2 separate regions of the Homo sapiens genome follow, and region 1 is linked to region 2. Evidence: chromatin loops called from intact Hi-C (ENCODE). Cell type or tissue: sigmoid colon. All regions are shown on one strand. Each heading gives the region's core, and the rest is flanking DNA. Links, peaks and the distances in the headings are about the cores only.

Region 1 (8,673 bases), core at 184-8,183, 140 kb before region 2:
AGGCTTAAGGGTACAAAATCTCTCTCGCCTTTTTCTCTTTTCTTTTTCTGTCTCCCCCATCTTTCTCTGGTAGGGCGGTGACTCTGGGGCAGGGGAAGGGAGCAGCAGTGGGTTCCACACATCCTGTTGAAACTTCTGTCCTTTGCATGGATCAGTTCCTCTCATCTGACACTTGATTAAGTCATTAAAGCAGGAAGGTGAAGAAAGGTTGAGCTGCAGCAAAAAGGAGAGAGAGACAATTCCCTCCATTTGCTTGGGAGAACGCCTCCAATTGCTGGGCCCAAGGATGGTCTTGAGCTACCCCAGCTGGGATAACACAAACTTAAGGCTTTCTTAAAATCCCAGATTCTGTGACATGTACAACATTGGGTGCTTAGGGGCACAGATGACAACCCCACACCATTGTGGAATCCTTTCTTGCTGCCGTCACCAATAGGACAATGAATGAGATAGCCTTCCCAAATCATAGGGGGACGGTGGCAGGTCAGTTTGTCATGACAAACAGTATATTTTAGTGGCTAAACCTTACTCCTAGGTTTGAATTGGAATTTATTACTTCATAGCTGTATGACTTGATGTCAGGGATTTTTAAAATTGTGGTTAAATATACATGACAAAATTTACCATTTTAACCTTTTTTTTTTTTTTTTTGAGGCAGGGTCTCACTTTGTCCCCCAGGCTGGAGTGCAGTGGTACGGTCATGGTCACTGCAGCCTTGGCCTCCCGGGCTCCAGTGATCCTCCCACCTCAGCCTCCTGAGTAGCTGGGACTACAGGCGCATGCTACCATATCCAGCTAATTTTTTTTTTTTTTTGTATTTTTTGTAGAGACAAGGTTCTTCCACGTTGCCCAGATTGGTCTCAAACTCCTGAGCTCAAGTAATCCACCTGCCTCAGCTTCCCAAAGTGTTGAGATTACAGCGTGAGCCTCCGCTCCTGGCCCATTTTCACAATTTTTAAGTGCGCAGCTCACGGGTATTAGGTATATTCAGATTGTTGTGCACCCATCGCCACAGTCCATCTCCAGAACTTTTTTAGCCTCTTGAATTGAAACGTTATACCCATTAAACACTAATTCCTCATCCCACTCCCCACAGCCCCTGGTAACCACCATTCCACTTTCTGTCTCTACGGCTTTGTCCATTCTAGGTATGTCACAGAAAGGGAATCATGTAGCATTTGTCTTTTTTGTGCCTCGCTTATTTCACTTAGCATAATGTCCCCAGGGTTTGTCTGTGTTGCAGCGTGTGTCCCGGATGTCAGTCTTTGCTCTAAGTAGACTGAGAGTTGCCAGCTCATATACTCTGCTCCCTTGCCCTGCCTCAAAATGAAGAGTGGGCTAAGTGAAACCTATAGGGGGAAGAATGAGAATATATCCATAGACTCTTAGAGGTGAAGGGGATCTTAAATGTCATCTGATTCTACCTCCCACCATTGGGGGACATCCTCACTGTCAGCTCTGAGCGGGAAGGTGGACTGGTAAGAGTGGTAATCCTCTATATTTTTAAAGTAATTTATATTTTTTCCTGAGATGTTTCTATCCATGATTTCACTGGATCCTAACAACAATTCTAATATAGGTCCAGGCAGGTCTTATTTTCCTGGAAACCAAAGCCCAGAGGTAGAGTTGAATTTGCTTCTGAACAATTGTGACGGAGTCTCTTGTTTTTTAGTCTTCCATCCTTTCCCACAGTAGCCCAGGTTTGCAGACCTGTTTCTATTTCATTCTTTCTTTCTTTTTTTTTTTTTTTTTTTTGACAGAGTCTCACTTAGTCGCCCAGGCTGGAGTGCAGTAGCACGATCTCAGCTCACTGCAACCTCTGCTTCCCAGATTCAAGCGATTCTCCTGCCTCAGCCTCCTGAGTAGCTGGGACTACAGGCGCGTGCCACCAGGCCTGGCTAAATTTTGTATTTTTAGTAGAGATGGGGTTTCACCAGGTTGGCCAGGCTGGTCTTGAACTCCTGACCTCAAGTGATCCACCTGCCTCAGCCTCCCAATGTTCTGGGATTACAGGCATGAGCCACTGCACCCAGCCTCTATTTCATTCTTTATCCAAGGTTCACTTGACTCTCCCAATTTTCTTGGAGTTATCACTTCAAAATCCCAAGTAAGCTATATGAGCCTTCTAGATCATGTCCCAGAAAAAGAAAGGTGCTGCTTAGGAATTGTCGGATTTGAGCTGGGGTGAAGCTAAGAGCTCAGAACAGGGGGACCCCCTGCACTAGAGATTTCACAGCTTCATGAAGGCCACCATCTTGGGAGTTGGGAGATTCTTCTGGCATTTGAACTAAATTCCTTCTACAATAATAATAATTGTCTTCTGTTTTATCTTGAGATCAATGGAAGCAGAGAGGAATAGCTGCTGTCAATTACGCTATACCTGTACAAGACAAATTTCTCACCCAACCTCCTTGCCCTTGGCTGAATCATCCAATCCTGAACTTCCATGGAGAAGAGAGAAGTCCATGGACAGGGATTTTCCTCATCAGCTGCTCCTGACCACAGTATTGGGGTTTGAGTGCTCAAGGTGCCCCTAAGGAACCATCCCAAGGGTATTTTCCCTAGAGGTCTCTTAAGAGTTGGGTGAAATTTAAGAAGAGCAAGCTGCCTTCCATCTGCTATCCCCGGGGTCATGTGCCCCCAGATGGTGCAGGATGAGTGGGGGCAAAGGGCAAGGGGGAAGTATGTCAACTGGAACATCACAGAAGTCTAAATAAGGACTGTTCTGTTTGCCATCCATCTCTTAATTTTTTGATCTCACTAAAGGAATACAACCCTATAATAAACACTCCAGCCTTACATAAATAAGCACCAGCTTGCAACTGCCTCTGTAGCCAGCTCACTGGATTCCTGAGATTAAGAACACAGGTATACCTCTTAGAAGGTGTCACAGCTAGGAACTATAAAAGTCATCCACAATGAAAGTGATGAGACACTTGGGTGGGTAGCCAAATGGTGTTGGGGTGGGGTCGGAAATGGGGTAAATGCTACAGAAACAGCTTCCCTGGGGATAAGAAAGCCTAGGAGAAATGCTGGTGTCTGAACAGTCCAGATGTAGGAACAGTTGAAACAATCTTATTTGGGCTTGAGCAGCCAAAAGACTCTGGAAATCCAGGTCTGAGCCTCTGGAGCTTTCTTTTCAGCTGCCCCAGCTGCACATTCCTGAAAAGCCAGCACTTGCACGAGGCATCTCCCAACTCAGACATGAGTCACGCCAGCTTATTTTAAGTCCTGACCTCTTCCCGGGAAGGGACTCTGACATGGAAAGCCACGTGCTGTGAAGCAACCATGGACCCCGGCCAAGGGAAACAGAGGCCCCCAACAGCTTCCTGACAGTGTCCTTCCCAGAAGCCCAGTGTGAGCAAGGGCCAGGAGCAGCTGTGGGCACTCATGCCCCCTCCCTTGCCAGGGCGGAACAGTGGGCCGCACCACACCAGCAGCTCTTGTACCCACCGTGATGCTGCTGACGGCTGGGGCAGGGGGTGCCAGGCAGTGAGGGAAGCCCTGTGTGCTCCTCTTTCCAGGACTCTGGCCTTGGTTTTCCAGTCCACACCAGATTGTCCTGAAAGGCTACTGCAGTCCTTTGGGGATAAATGGACAGAGGGAGTATGAAGCCCATGCTCTCTCAGCCAAATGTATTTAAGCCTTTTAATAATTCATATCCCCATTTCCATACACAGCCCCACTTAAAGAGGGATCCCAGGGAAACCTAAAAGCTTTTCTGATTGCACCAGCTCATCCAGCATCTTCATAAAAGGTTCTCAACTGGCCTCTCAGAATCGACGGCAGCAATGCTTATGAAGAAAACTAATAGTTCCAGCTGGTAGTCATTGAAAAGTCACTTAATATTTCTCAGTGCAAGGAGCTCAACTTAATGGGACACAATGTTTTTTCCCTAAGCAGTTGGGAAAAAAAAACCTTGACATCATATTAATAATGTCAAGTTTTATTGGCTCTCTTATTTGACATGATATTAAACTTTTCAGGCTCTATCTCGACTGAGGTACAAGGTTGTTAAAATGTGGACAGATTGGAGCGCTACAAAAATGTGGCATGGAAGAAATGCCTGTCCAGGTGAGTGTAGAGAGATGGAAAGCCGGTGACATGGGGCTTAATAGACAAATCTACTTTGCGGAAAAACTCTTAGTACGTCACCTCCTTCCCTACACTGCCTTCTTTCTGAGACCGATGATGCAGGCACCTTAGGGGAAGATGGGGCTTCAGAACTCTATGGCATAGGGTTGTTCATTGTCCTCTGCAAGTCTAGTTTTCTGGACAGAATAAAGTGAAGACATCATGTTAAGACAGATTACAGTCTATGAGCATAGCTTTGCTCCATAGCACCTCCTTGGGACAGAAAATTCCCTGGGTTTCTCCTTTTTTTTTTTTCTTTTTTTGAAGGAGTCTGGCTCTGTCACCCAGGCTGGAGTGCAGTGGCGTGATCTTGGTACACTGCAACCTCTGCCTCCCGGGTTCAAGCGATTCTCGTGCCTAAGCCTCTCCAGTAGCTGGGATTACAGGCATGCACCACAACGCCCAGCTAATTTTTGTATTTTTAGTAAAGAGATGAGGTTTCCCCATGTTGGCCAGGCTGGTCTCAAACTCCTGACCTCAAGTGATCCGCTCGCCTTGGCCTCCCAAAGTGCTGGGATTACAGACGTGAGCCACCATGCCCTGCAACTCCCAGGGTTTCTAATAATAATAACAATAGCTAACTAACATGACCTGGTGCAACCATGTGTCTGACACCATGCTAAGTACTTTCCCATGTTTACCCCTGTTGGATCCGCACAAAAACCAAAAGAGTTAGATGTTATTGTTGTCACCATTGTCCCCATTTTAAGAAAGAAAACTGAATGAAAGAGGCATCGTATGATTTTCTAAGTCTGATGGCTAGTAACAGACCTGGAAATCCTATTCAAATAGGCTATAGCCTGAAATTATATGCTTACCACCCTTCAATATAATGGGAGCCATTATGAAGATGAAATATGTCACATATGCAAAGTCTAGGGACCCCAGCCTGGCCCTTGGACCTCTCCCTACCCTGGACACCCGTCCTCTTTCACCATTTTCACTGTTGGGGACTGAGAGGCAACCAAGAGGGAGGTTTATCCAGCAGGCAGTCAGCACTGACTTCGCCTGTCAGGCGCAACACCATAAATAACATATTTTAACCAAAGAACACCCCAGCAACCCAATAATGCATATCTAAAGCCATTTTGACGTTGCAGAGATACAGTAATACTTTTATGCTTTGTTTAAAGAAATTGTTTGCAGCATATTTGTAGTGAAATCAGTCCAAAGAGTTTATTTGGGATGATTGATTTATAGGAATCCAGCTCCCATACCCAGAGGATGACACTTAAATCATATCTTCTTTTCATTTATAATAAGGAACAAAATGATCATATTTTGACAAGTCTGATCATTTTGGGGGTTGAGCAGGTTCCCTCAGTGGGCTCAGTCTATAGCTCACAGAACTGATAGAATATTATTATGTCTCATTAAAATCAGCTGCAGCTGCTTCAGATGGCGGCCCCAAAGAAAACAAAGCTGCTGGCAGTTTATCCTAGAGTAGTCAGTCTACCTACTGATTTTTAAGAAGGGGACAAGTGGAAATCTTTTCAGTTGTGCTTGCCAAAGCCCATCTTCCCTGGGTTTGAACTTAGAACATCTCCTTAAAACAGACCGGCCCCACCTAGGGCTGACATCACAAGTCTTTCTGTGTCCTCTCTCCCCGCTTGATGCTACAATGCTGCTGCAGCCTCTGGCCTTCTGACCCCACAGAGGCTGTATCCCATTTCTAGGACTAATGGGAATCTAAACTGCCCAGGCTTAATGGGGAGGGTGACATTTGCTGTTTTGGCACCTGCCTCCTCACTAAACCAAACAAGCCGGTTTTGTAGTTCTCATTTGTTTCCAGATTCACAGCCGGGGCAAAAGCCGCCTGTGTCACATCCCCAGAATCTGTGCTGTTATTTCCATATTTGTGTTCAGCTCCTGAGGCTGGGCTTTGGGTCATGCTGAGCAAAGTCTGCCTTCTGCCCTGTCTGAAAGTCCCCTTTCGCTCCCCTGCGAATGACGGCAGGACTCCTCTGCTGGTCTCCCCATCAGACTGGGGCCCGGCCCTGTACCGCTCCCACTTCTTGAGAAGTGAGCTCAGTCTGTGACAGCCACACAGTGAAAAGACCGGAAAAGTTCTCCCGGAACAAAACCTCACCAAGTTCTCGGGGTCCATGGCAGTCTGCGTAAGAGTAGTACAGTGAAAGAGCTTCCTTCTCTCATCTCCCTCTTTCATCTTCCCTAATCCCCTCCCCTCAACTTATCTTTTTTTTCTCTCTGCCTCCAGCCCCCCTCCTCTTTCTATTCACTATCAAGAACAGCCAATTTAGCGGGCAGCCATACAGTTCCAGCAGAAGGCCCTGGGATCAGTGGCTATGGGGAATGGCACAGCCAGAAGGAGAAATCAAAGATGAAATGAGCATTTGGATCTTGCTTAAACTGAAGTTTAGCACCCTCTATGCATTATTCATGTGTGACATCGTCACCCTCTTCTCTACACTCTCCACTGAGCTACAAGAGAGCCCTGAATCCTCATGGCTTTGAAATAATTTGCACAATGACACTGATCTATCTTCAACCCTGCAAACGCCCCATAGAGGGCCAAGTTTTGGTCTGGCTCAGGTACAGGTGCAGGTCAGGTCAGCATGAAACCACAATCATACCCTTTTGGCAAGACACTTCAAGGAAGTGGGTAATGATTCACATTTGGTGTTTAGCTTTTGATACCTGTACCAAATGGTCAAAACCCTAAGCAAGCAACTGGTCTTGATTGGATTGTTTAAAAATATGAATTATTGACCTTGGGCAAGTCATTAGATTTCCCTGAGCTTTGATGTTCCGTCTCCAAAACTTGGAGTCCATGATGACTTCCTTACAGGGATGCTGTGAGGACTGAATTAGTTAATACGTATATGTGGACATGCTTTGTAAACTATAAAATACTGAATGAGTATAAAAGCAATTTAAAAAGGCCGAAGTGTATCAGGCATTCACGATGTGCTTGGTATTATGCAATTGGCACTTACTTGCTCATTTAATCTTCACAGAAATCCCCATGAGGTTGATACTATTATTCCCCCTCCTTTTTTTTTTTTCATGTCAGGCGGGTAATGTGCTGACGTTGTAACAAGGTTTGAAGGAGGCACATCTCACACATGTGCCTGAACACCCAATCATCTCGCTTATGAACTACAAAAGGACCTCCCCTTTCTTAAGATGAGGAAATTCAGGACACTCAGAGAGGTGGTTAAGGGAAGTCCAGAGCTGAGATTCTAGTCTAGGCTGTCTCTTCCCTCCCACTTTGCAGGTACCCATTCCAGACTGAGGAGCAGGTAAGTCTCCTGGCTTTATGCAGAAACACAAATATTGATTTACCAACAAGTCAAATATTTTCCCCTCCTTGGAATGCTCCTAAGCTGGAGGCACTTGGACATCTTGGGCCTCTGCTACTTCATTTACACTGGTTTTCCATTGACCTGAATGGGTGGGCCAGTGACTATTTGCAAGGTTGGTTGGGAAGGGTTGGCTCTCAGCTTGGGATTCCTAGAACAGGTGCACTTGGGGGCCTCCTCTTGGCCTCCACCTCTGCGGATCCCAGGGCCAATCTTTTGTCTCAACCCATTTTCTCAGGAACTCATCTAAGAGAGCTACCCCCTGGCGGGAGTAAGCTACCATCTCCAAGGGCCAGCACAGAACTTTGGGAGTGCCAATTGTGGAGAGAAGGGGGTGTTAGGAGAGATCGTCCCAGAGGATTACAGTGACAGGACACTTAGCCCTCCTCACAGGCACGAGTTTGGAATAATTACCCAGGGCAGACTCTCTGAAAGAGGAGGTAAGCTGGCTAAGGCTCTTAGAAGGCAGGCCTGATGACATTGTTATGTATCAGTCCAAGGCTCAGGACGCGGCGGGGTCAGGTATTAGCTGATTATCTGATTCTGTCAGCAGAGAGCTTTCAGTGAGTCCACAGAGCCAGCCCCCAGATTTCCGCACAGAAACGCTAAGCTTAGACACCTGCAAAGGAGTCCTCGTGTGAAGTTCTGCCCCTGGAAGGTGTCCTGGGTACTTACAGTATCAGCACTGGAGGCAGATCCTGCAGCTCCGAAACACCCTCCAAGCTTCACGTTGCCACACGGTTCTGGGAGATGAGGCCATGGCAATCTGTGGCTTCCCTTGCTCCTGAACTTGAGCCTCTGATTCCCTCTCCTGTTGGAGGCTTTAACACGGTCAGTCTACAGACACCAGTTTTGGCTGTTGAAAAGCTTTCCACCTCCAACCCTGCTGGGGGTGGAAGAGAAGGACAGAAGGGGAGTGAGGAAGAGCCACTTCTGTGACAGAAATCAAAGCCAAGGCAGGCAGACATGTAGGTGGACTTGAGCGGCAATTAATTCTTTTCAATCAGGAGAGAGGCCCAAATGACAAGAGGAGGCACTAAATTTAGACATAAAGAAGAACTTACTTGGTTTTGAAGGTTAGCCAGGATACCTCTAATAATTGTGTTATAATAAATATAATTTTATTATTTACTATATTTACTGTTCTATCAACTTTTCTTTTTCTCTTCTTTTCTTTTTTCTTTTTGAGACAGAGTCTGACTGTGTCACCCAGGCT
Region 2 (8,673 bases), core at 293-8,292:
CTGACCCACATTCATCTCCTTAAATAACAACCTTGGACCCTCTACCACTGCCTCTATTCTTTCCAGAAATCTCTCTCCATAGTGGATCACAGACTAACACTTATTATGACCTGTTTAGAGAGAATGAAAAAACTACCAGGCAAGTTACAGGTACATAGCTTAGTTATAACATATGACTTCATCTGGCTTATCACCCATGTCTGCCTTCTCAGTTTCAACCTGGTTCACTCCAGGCGAATAAGGTGATCATTTTGCCCACTTTGATTCTAGAGAGAAACAAAATTCCTTCCGGGGAGGTTTACTCCCTGAGCCAGCCCACTGGCAGAAGGGATCCTGCCATTGTTCAGCTGATACCCCATCCTGGCACTTCCCGAATGCTTATCCTTTCTCTGGCAAGTTAACTCTAGGCAGCAGCATCTCCAAGTCCCACCTTCATCTGAAGAGATCAGATCACTTTTCTTCGATTGAAATAGGCATGCAATTCTGACAAACATAAGACTTGGGAGAGGGGTCAGTTTCTACAAAGCCATGTTGAGTGTCTGTATTAGTTGTATTGGGAGAGCTTTTGCCCATGAGGTATTTCTTTTTGTTTTGAGTTTTCATCCTGTTTATTTTAGGAAAATAAAGATTGACTAGCCAGGTGCACCTCTCATCCTAAAGAAACACATTTGTCCATTATGTTTCAAAAGAGAGGTGAAATCTTCCTAGTTACTTGGAAGTCCTCTATTGGAGCCAAGGGCAGCAGGTCCAAAGTGGGAAACTAGACCTAGGGCCATCTACTGAAAATCTCAATCAGGTAGGAAATCTCAGGCTGTGATGGGAATGTGGATGGTCATTCTTCCAAAGTCCCATTTCCATTTTTCCCCTGTGTCTCTCTTTTAGATGAACAGACTTAATCAAAGATTGAGAGAGATGTGCTGGGATTAGATGCAGTTCGAGATGCAGCTGAAGAGTCTCATGCTTCATCTTTTCACTCCCAATATAAAAATCAAGGGAAATCCCATGGCGTGGGAAGAGATTCATTTGTCCCTTAAATAAACAAAACACAAAGCACTCAGGAATGTGAAGAAAAGAGCTCTGAGGAGATACAGTCATGAGGGGCTGCACGTGTAGCACCCAAAACATTCCTCTGGCTGGGTGCGGTGGCTCATGCCTGTAATCCCAGCACTTTGAGAGGCCAAGGTGGGTGGATCACAAGGTCAGGAGTTCAAGACCGGACTGACCAATATGGTGAAACCCCATCTCTACTAAAAATACAAAATTAGCCGGGCGTGATGGCGCTTGCCTGTAAGCCCATCTACTTGGGAGGCTGAGGAGGAGAATCGCTTGAACCCAGGAGGTGGAGTTTGCAGTGAGCCAAGATCATGCCATTGCACTCCAGCCTGGGCGACAAGAGCGAGACTCCATCTCAAAACAAAACAAAACAAAACAAAAGCATTATTTCTGAGTTTCTCCCTTTATCCCTGTCATACCTGACACTCAATTGTCCCTTTGGGCTCAAGACAGAAACAAAGGAAATTCCGTCTCCCACTTCCTCGAGTTATCTAGAGAAAGGCTATTCTAAAATTGAAAAAAAGCTAAATGGAAATGAAGAAAATACAAAAATTCACAATAATCTGCAGCTTAAAATACAGGTATTTGTGCAATAAATGATCCTAGTGATTGGGCAGGGAAGCCCAGCTTCACTCCACATGCTGTCTTTTGGGGTCTGCCAGAGGCTCTCTCTTTTAGTTCTGGAGCTGTTCCCCTTCTGAGCTCTGAGGTGAAGGTCTAGTCAGGTAAATGTCTGACAGTCCCTTATAGCTATTAGTAAAAAGGCGAGCTGCTGTCCCATCCCCAGGGAACGGAGCACCCCTTAACTTCCTCCAGGATCCCACCTATGAGGAGCGAATGCGAACAGTCCAAACACGCCATCTGTTCATTGAGGGGAGGGGTGAAAGAGCCTTTTCTTCCTAGGACCTTTGACAAATTCTGGCAGTGTCCACGGCACTGTAAAACAAAACAAGAGAAAATTCAAGCTCATGCTGCCAGTTCAGTTTATTTCGGTTTCTCCTTTTCTGCAGGCATCAGGTACATTATAGACAGGAAAATTGCATTTCAGAAACAGCACCTGTCAGAGCTAGGCAGGCAACACCCCCAGCCCCCGTCAGCACCAAATGCTTTTAATTAACTTTGGACACTTCCGTGCCTCGCACTTTATTTCTGAATGTTATTGAAAGTTGTCAGAACTTGTCTCACTTTTTTTCTTTTATTATTAATGTGTAAATACAATGCCTCAGGAGTGTTACTAAAACACAGAATCTAATCCCAGGAGATTAATTTATGAACGCAGCATAGGGTGAAGTTGCATCCTGGAGACTGCAAATTGATGTTGGTAAGAGCCACAAGCATCGGCCTCTCCAAACCCACGGGGATCCAGAAGGCCGAGGGGAGTGGAGGCAAGGAGGGATGGTGGGGGGAGAACGACTCTGCCGATTTTTGAGACACCCCCAGGAAATAGGACCTTAGGTTCCTCTTGGTGGGGCAGATGAGAGTAAGGCTACCTTTCTCTCCTGATGGGGCAGTGTCCCCTGCAAGTCCATCCATTAGCCAAGTCCATGGGCATTTATTGAGCACTTATGCCACATCAATCTATGCTCGGCTCTGTGGGAATCAAAACAAGCAAAGCAGTAGTTACTGCTTGTGATGACCTTATCTCTGTGGGGGTGGCGGGGGGAGTCAAACAGGCATTTGAAACTATTGGAGAACAAAGCCAGACTCAAGCAAGTATGGGATTGTGTGCAGCAGATTTTAAGTGCACAGTTCTGGTGGATAGGAGAGTCGGTGTGGACTGCAGTGGTCAAGTTAAGTCTGGAGCAGAGGAGTTGCTGGGTGGATATGCTAATCTCAAGCATAAGGCAGGGGAGTTAAGGATGGGGCGCCCAGGGTCCTTTGTGCGGAGCAGGGCAGCTTGGCTACGGTCATCTTTATTTCCTCGAAGGCCAGACAATCTGCGGGGAACGTGGGGAGGGCTCATCTGTTTAGAAGCTGTGCTTTAGGCAAGCTTGAGAAAACATCTGTCCATCCTTGTCCAAAGTGGGTAGCTAAGGACCCCTGGCAGAGAATCACCCATCTTGGGAGCTCTGAGCACCAAGGAGGAAAGCCCTCCGAATTTGAGCGGTGGTTCTCAATGGGAAAGAGAAAAGGAGTTTGCCCATAGCCAAGGGGAGAAGCTGGAGCAGGGTTAACCTGCGGCTTGGGGTTCAGTTGAGCAGGCTGGGCGCCCGGCATGGGAGGTAGAGGTAGGGAAGCTGGGCCTTCCCTTCGTCTTTTCTGCGACCAGGGACGGGTGGCACCTCGTGGTCCGCAGGAATACCTGTGTGGAGGGCTGGGGTTTGGCTCCTGCCGGCTCCTGGAGTATGCTGGGGGTCCACCCCCCGCCTCCCTGCGTCCCCTTCTCCAGCCTCGCCTCCCCAATGCGCTTCCCGCCTCTGCATCGCCGCCGGCCCCTTCACGCCTCTACCTTGGGCGGGTTTGGGGTAAGGGCCGCGCAGACCCTAAGGGAAGGCCCGAGGTCGCCGGAGCTCCTCCTCTCGCGGCTGAGTGAGGGTCTGGGAGGCCAGATGAAGGGAGCTGCTCGGCTGAGCTGCGGACCAGCGCGAGAGCAGCGGGCAGTGGCGGACCAGCGCCAGGGCAGGGCAGGGGTGGACAGAGGGCTCTCCCCACCCTTCCCTCCTCCAGTGAAAGTACCAGAAGAGATGGCGGCCGCTCCGCCGAGTGTCATTACCGCGGAAGCAGCAGAAGCCGGCGGCAGGAGCGGGCCCGAGAGCCCGCGGCCAGTGGCCTGCGCACCCCGCGCCCAGCGCCCCCGCCGCGGGTCATCAGTGTCAGCGTTGAGGGGTCCCGGGGAGCGGTTGCAGGGCGGCGGCGGCGGCCGGGTCATCAGAAGCACAGTGGAGCCGCCCCCTGCTTTGGGAGGAGCAAAAGAGCCTCTCGCTTGCCTCCCGCTCGAGCTCCTTCTCCTCTTCCTTTTCCTAGCGCTTCTCTCCCTCCCTCGGCGGGGTCCGCAGAGACAGCTGGGCAGGCGGAGGCTGCGCGCCTCTCGCACCTCCACGCCCACCCTCCCGCCGCCCCCCCCTCGGCCTGAAAGATCTGCGTCCACACCACCCTGCACCCAGGGCCCGTCAGGTTTTGCAGAAGTTTGCTGAGGGTCCTCACAGGGGGTCTCCCAGGGGAAGGGGTGGAGGGCTGGAGGGGCCGCGGTGGGAAGAGGTGGCAGACGCCGCCTGGCAACGGAGACCCTACCCTTTCTAGAAATTCAGAACGCAGAGAAACCAGTGCCCAGCCCTGCTCTTCAGCAAACGGTGTATTTCAGCCCGAGTTTCCTTCCGGGGGTTTGGCTGTGAGTGTGTGTGACCTCCCAGATGGCGGCACGGTTCAGATCCCATGCTCCCTCTGTTTCACAGCTGCCAGAGACAGACTCAGGGATTCCGGGCTTTGGAAGAAGGTCAGACCATGACCTCCTATCTCCTGTTCTCTTCTCCCCTCACTCATCACCCGCTGGCCACCCCACTCTCTGCACCCCACCATGCATGCTTACTGTAGACCTAATCACTAATTAGCCCAAGGGTTGACTGAGCGTGCTGGTGAGAGTAACAGGAGGCAGGTGGATGGGGAGGTGTGATGCTGCGCGCATAGTAGGTGCTGAAAACATGCAAGGGCACGATGCACATAAGCTAGACAGAGCCCTTGGTCCTGCTGGGTGCTGGGGGAGTGAGATTCAGAGCAGCAGACCATCAGCCGGGTAGACAGAGGTCATGGCCCCAGCAGCTCAGCCCCATTAGCTAGGCTGGTGGGAGGCAGCCAGTGCTTTTGAGGGCTCAGACAATCCCTGCGATTCAAGGGCTGCTCTTTGGAGCTGCTGCCAAACTAATCTCAGGCCTGCAGTCTTGGGCCTTTCCTTTAGTCTCAGCCCACTTGCTGACTCTGCCCTTCAGAGGAGGCCCACTGCCTCCTCCTGGGGCTGAGGATTAACCCCTAAAAACTGAGTTTTGTTTGCAGAGCTATCTCCAAAGCTGAGGGAGCCTCTGGAGTCTCCTGTTCTTGCTGCTTGTTGACTAGGGGGATCCTTGAGGTCAGATGGTGCTGGCAGCAGCTCAGCCCCTAGCCCCAGACACATATTCAGTCTGCAAATACAGCAGGAAATCTTTCTCACCTGGCCCAGCCATCAGTCCTGGCTTGCCCAGCCCTGCAGGGCACTGCCTAGTAGGCCTTTTCCTACAAGCTCAGCCCCACCCAGCTACGGAGCCTGCCCTAATTGGGCTAGGAGGGCACTAGCACCTCCCTTTTACTGGTAGGGGAAGTGCTGTACTCAGATGTCTGCCCACAGATTCAGGATCCAGTATGTTTGTGGCAAACACCCTTCCCTTGATCACCACTAAAGTGGTTCCATTCCTAGTGCTGGGACTCTGCCTTAGTTTCCTAATTAGCACTACAGCCCCCTGAGCTCCAGTCCCATCTGACTGAGATACTGGCCTCCTCTTGGGCCCTTTCCCACCCACATCCCAGGGAGTGGAGCCTGTTCCTCTTGGCTTCAGGACACTACTGAGATCATGGTTTGCCAGGCTGCTCATTCACAGCCACAGCTGTGTTGCTTTTCTGCCTTTGAGGGTCTTTGCTGCCAGCCCCCCACTAATTGTTGGCCTCCCCTTTCCCCATGGGTACCAACTGCATGCTGAGTCAAGCTGAAGATCCCCTGCTCTACTAACTCAGTCTGCCCCCTATAGCCTGTCAGGCTCCCTGTACTGTCTCTGCATCTTCTCTGGCTTGATGGAGAGCAAGGAACAACAGTGAGCTTTACAGTTCCTTCTCTATTTATGTATTCTGCATTATAGCCCTCTAGATTTCGAACCCCTCACCTGGGCTGAGTACCTTACCTTTCAGTAGCCCTGATAGATGAGGCTCTTCTTTGAGAATCTGAGGGGCGATTATGAGTGAGAATCACTCGTAGTGGTTATACCACTTAATTGGGTGCTTTCTTGGAGACAGCTACTGTTCTAGGCACAAGGTAACAGTGGTGAGAAACCAGCAAAACAACCCAAGGTACAACATGAGAGAAGCTATAACAGAGGCAGATGCTAGCAAGAGAGAGGGTGAGTCGGGGAACCTCTGACCTTAGACTTCATCGCATCCATTAGTCCCTCCCAGTCTAACCCCAAGTAGATAAAGTGGTCAGGGGAAGGAAAGGGAAGAACAAGAACAGAGCTGAACTGGATACAGGGAGCCAGTGTGGGTCGGGAAGCACCCAGATTTCCCACTGCGTGCTTTGTGCTGTGTGGGTTGAGGAGAAAAATAACCCTGTATTTGACTACCCAGAGCTTAATTGTGATGGAGGTAACAGAGTCTTAAAGTAAGTAACTCTAATAGAAGGCAGATGATAAAAGTGCTATAATGGGTGTAATCAATATATTACTAATATATGGGGAAGTGGGCACTTTGCTGAAAAGTTTTGAGGGCGACTTCATGGAGATTTCCTTGATGATATATCGTTATTAAACATTACTCTCAAATAACCTGTATCTCACACATGGAGTAGGATGGTAAATTATTATTTGCAGTGGATATTTCTATGTTTGGGCACCCTGATATCCTCCCTGGCCACTTTTTTGGTAGTGATAGTATACCTTTTTTTTTCTTTTTTTTTGAGATATATTTTCCATGCAACTCTCAGCACCTTGAGTTTGATGGGGCTCCTTCCGTCATTCTTCCCCTTCAGGTGGAATTTGAGACTCAGGGGTAAACCCAGTCATCACACTCCAAGGCCTAAGGTTTGGCGATTGGCTCAGGGATGAGTCCATAACCCAACTTGCCCAGTGAGTGTCTGGCTTAGGACTTAGGTGAATTGTTGGGGGATGAGGTAGAGGAAGAGCAGCCTTTTCTCTGTTGGACTTGGGACTAATACAGCTGCTGTCATCTTGCTGCCACCAAGCCTTGAATGACCTGGAGCCAGGACATAGGAAGCCCAGTCAAGGGATGGCCAGAGAGAAACTTGACCCTGGAGAGAGTTTCATGAGCCACCAGCTAGATTCCCAAAGCCAGGCCTAGCCCTGGATTTCTTAATTATACAATCCAATAAATTCCCTCTATTTAGGCACTTTGGTTGGATTTTCTATGACTTGTAACTTATAACCAAAAATGATGTAAGTGATATATGTTTATTGGGCCCCTCCCATGTGCAAAGCCCTGTGCTCAGTGCTTCTAACTATAGCCTTTCATTTGATAGGTAGCTATTACTCTCTCTGTGTTCAGACAAAGAATCAGAGTCTCGAGAGGTTGAGACTTTGGGAGATAGGAAGATTACCCTGGGACAGAGATTTCGGAAGCTCATCAGGGCCTTAAATGGTCCCAGCCTTCAGGGAAAAATGTCAAGAAAGGAGATTTCAGTAAAATAACAAGTTCTTTTTCCAGATTCTCAGCCCTCTTCTTTCCACTCTTCCTGGCATGACTGTTGGCCCTCTCAAGGCATGAGAAGAGGCAGGACTCATGTTGTTGGTAGATATACAGATTCTGTGGGCTGGTAAATTTGTGGTTCTGTTTTCAAGGCTAAGGTTATTGCTGTAAGACATCAATATCAAGGGACACCAGGTCACCTGATTGGGGGGGAATTGTATGAGGATAGCAAGAAGCTTCAAATAATTATGCCAGCCTGCTGAACCTCATGCAGTCTCTGATTGGCACAGGAAAGTTTTCTAATTCAACTCTCGACCTGCCCTGCTCATGCCAGGGGATCCTCCGGGAAGGGTAGAGTTAATGACCAACCTCCTTCAGGAAAGAAAAAGGCTTCAACAACAAAACCCAACAGCACGGAGGGAAGAGACGCAAGTTACCAGCCACAGAAGCTTAAAAAGGAACCCACCCACAGCTCTCGCTACAAATGCTTTTAGCCACACGTTAAATCTTCCCTCTAATGGCACCCCCTGTTAAACGAGATATGTCACCCGACCTGAGGAGGCTGACTTGAAAGGCAAATAGTTGGAAGTGGTTCCACACGTTATTAGTGAGAGCTGTTCTCACATTTCTGGCAAAAATAATGGAGCTGAGGTCTGAAGAGATGACTAATACCTCCCCATTACTGACCCAAGGCCGGGCATCACATTGTAATCCTGGCCACTCGGCTGGCCCTTCAAGCATATTTTTCAGTGCTTGTCCTCTGGGTGCTTTCTGCTGGAGGACTCTGTTAATGTTAACCTGGGCTGCCCAGCCATTGAAATGAGGAGGCTTTTCCTTCACAGGACAGCTTTCGTCTCCATGGGGGCAGGGGAGGAAGGGCTAGGGCCACCCAGTGCAGAAATGATCCACCCTGATGACTGGGGTGGGTCCCCTGCCTCAAGGAAGAGCTGCATTAGTCCTGTCTCAGACGCCACACAGGAATCTGTCCTGAGCCTAAGTTTATCCAGAGTCCTATCATATTCTTTAATAGCCTTTACAGGCATTTTACAGCCCTTCCTGTCTGGAAGTTCTCTGGGTTTAATCTCAAGCTCTCCTGTTAAGATGTTAACCTGTGTCTCCTTCTTTTCCTCCTTCAATAGAATAGGAGAATATTAGATGTATACATGTTAAAGAGTGAATTTAACAAAAGCTGACATTTACTGAGAGCTGACTACGTGCCAGTTGCTGCACAGGGTGCCTCGTGTG

The links. A loop is a pair of places that touch in the nucleus more often than their neighbours do. Peaks named below come from ENCODE experiments on the same cell type or tissue, not always from the same donor. Only the 100,000 strongest peaks of a DNase experiment are listed, where the experiment ranks them.
Region 1: it touches region 2 in a loop (4-fold over the local background); 2 of 110 quality-filtered maps call a loop at or near these places.

What each region holds. Positions count from the first base shown.
Region 1 is chr11:115,619,920-115,628,592 of GRCh38, forward strand. It overlaps LOC124902826 (small nucleolar RNA U13), which reads right to left and starts at 7,266; the gene lies at 7,163-7,266. In sigmoid colon, for the core only: no CTCF peak of the experiment used is centred there; a DNase peak (open chromatin) is centred at 3,272; H3K27ac peaks cover 441 bases.
Region 2 is chr11:115,756,264-115,764,936 of GRCh38, forward strand. The region is part of intron 2 of LINC02698 (long intergenic non-protein coding RNA 2698); the gene reads left to right. LINC00900 (long intergenic non-protein coding RNA 900) reads right to left here and starts at 3,937. Exons shown (of 3, transcript NR_034148.1): 1 at 3,767-3,937; 2 at 1,878-1,989; 3 at 1-1,029. RefSeq lists enhancers at 618-1,817, 2,997-3,531. In sigmoid colon, for the core only: no CTCF peak of the experiment used is centred there; DNase peaks (open chromatin) are centred at 3,688, 3,768 and 4,433; H3K4me3 peaks cover 1,511 bases.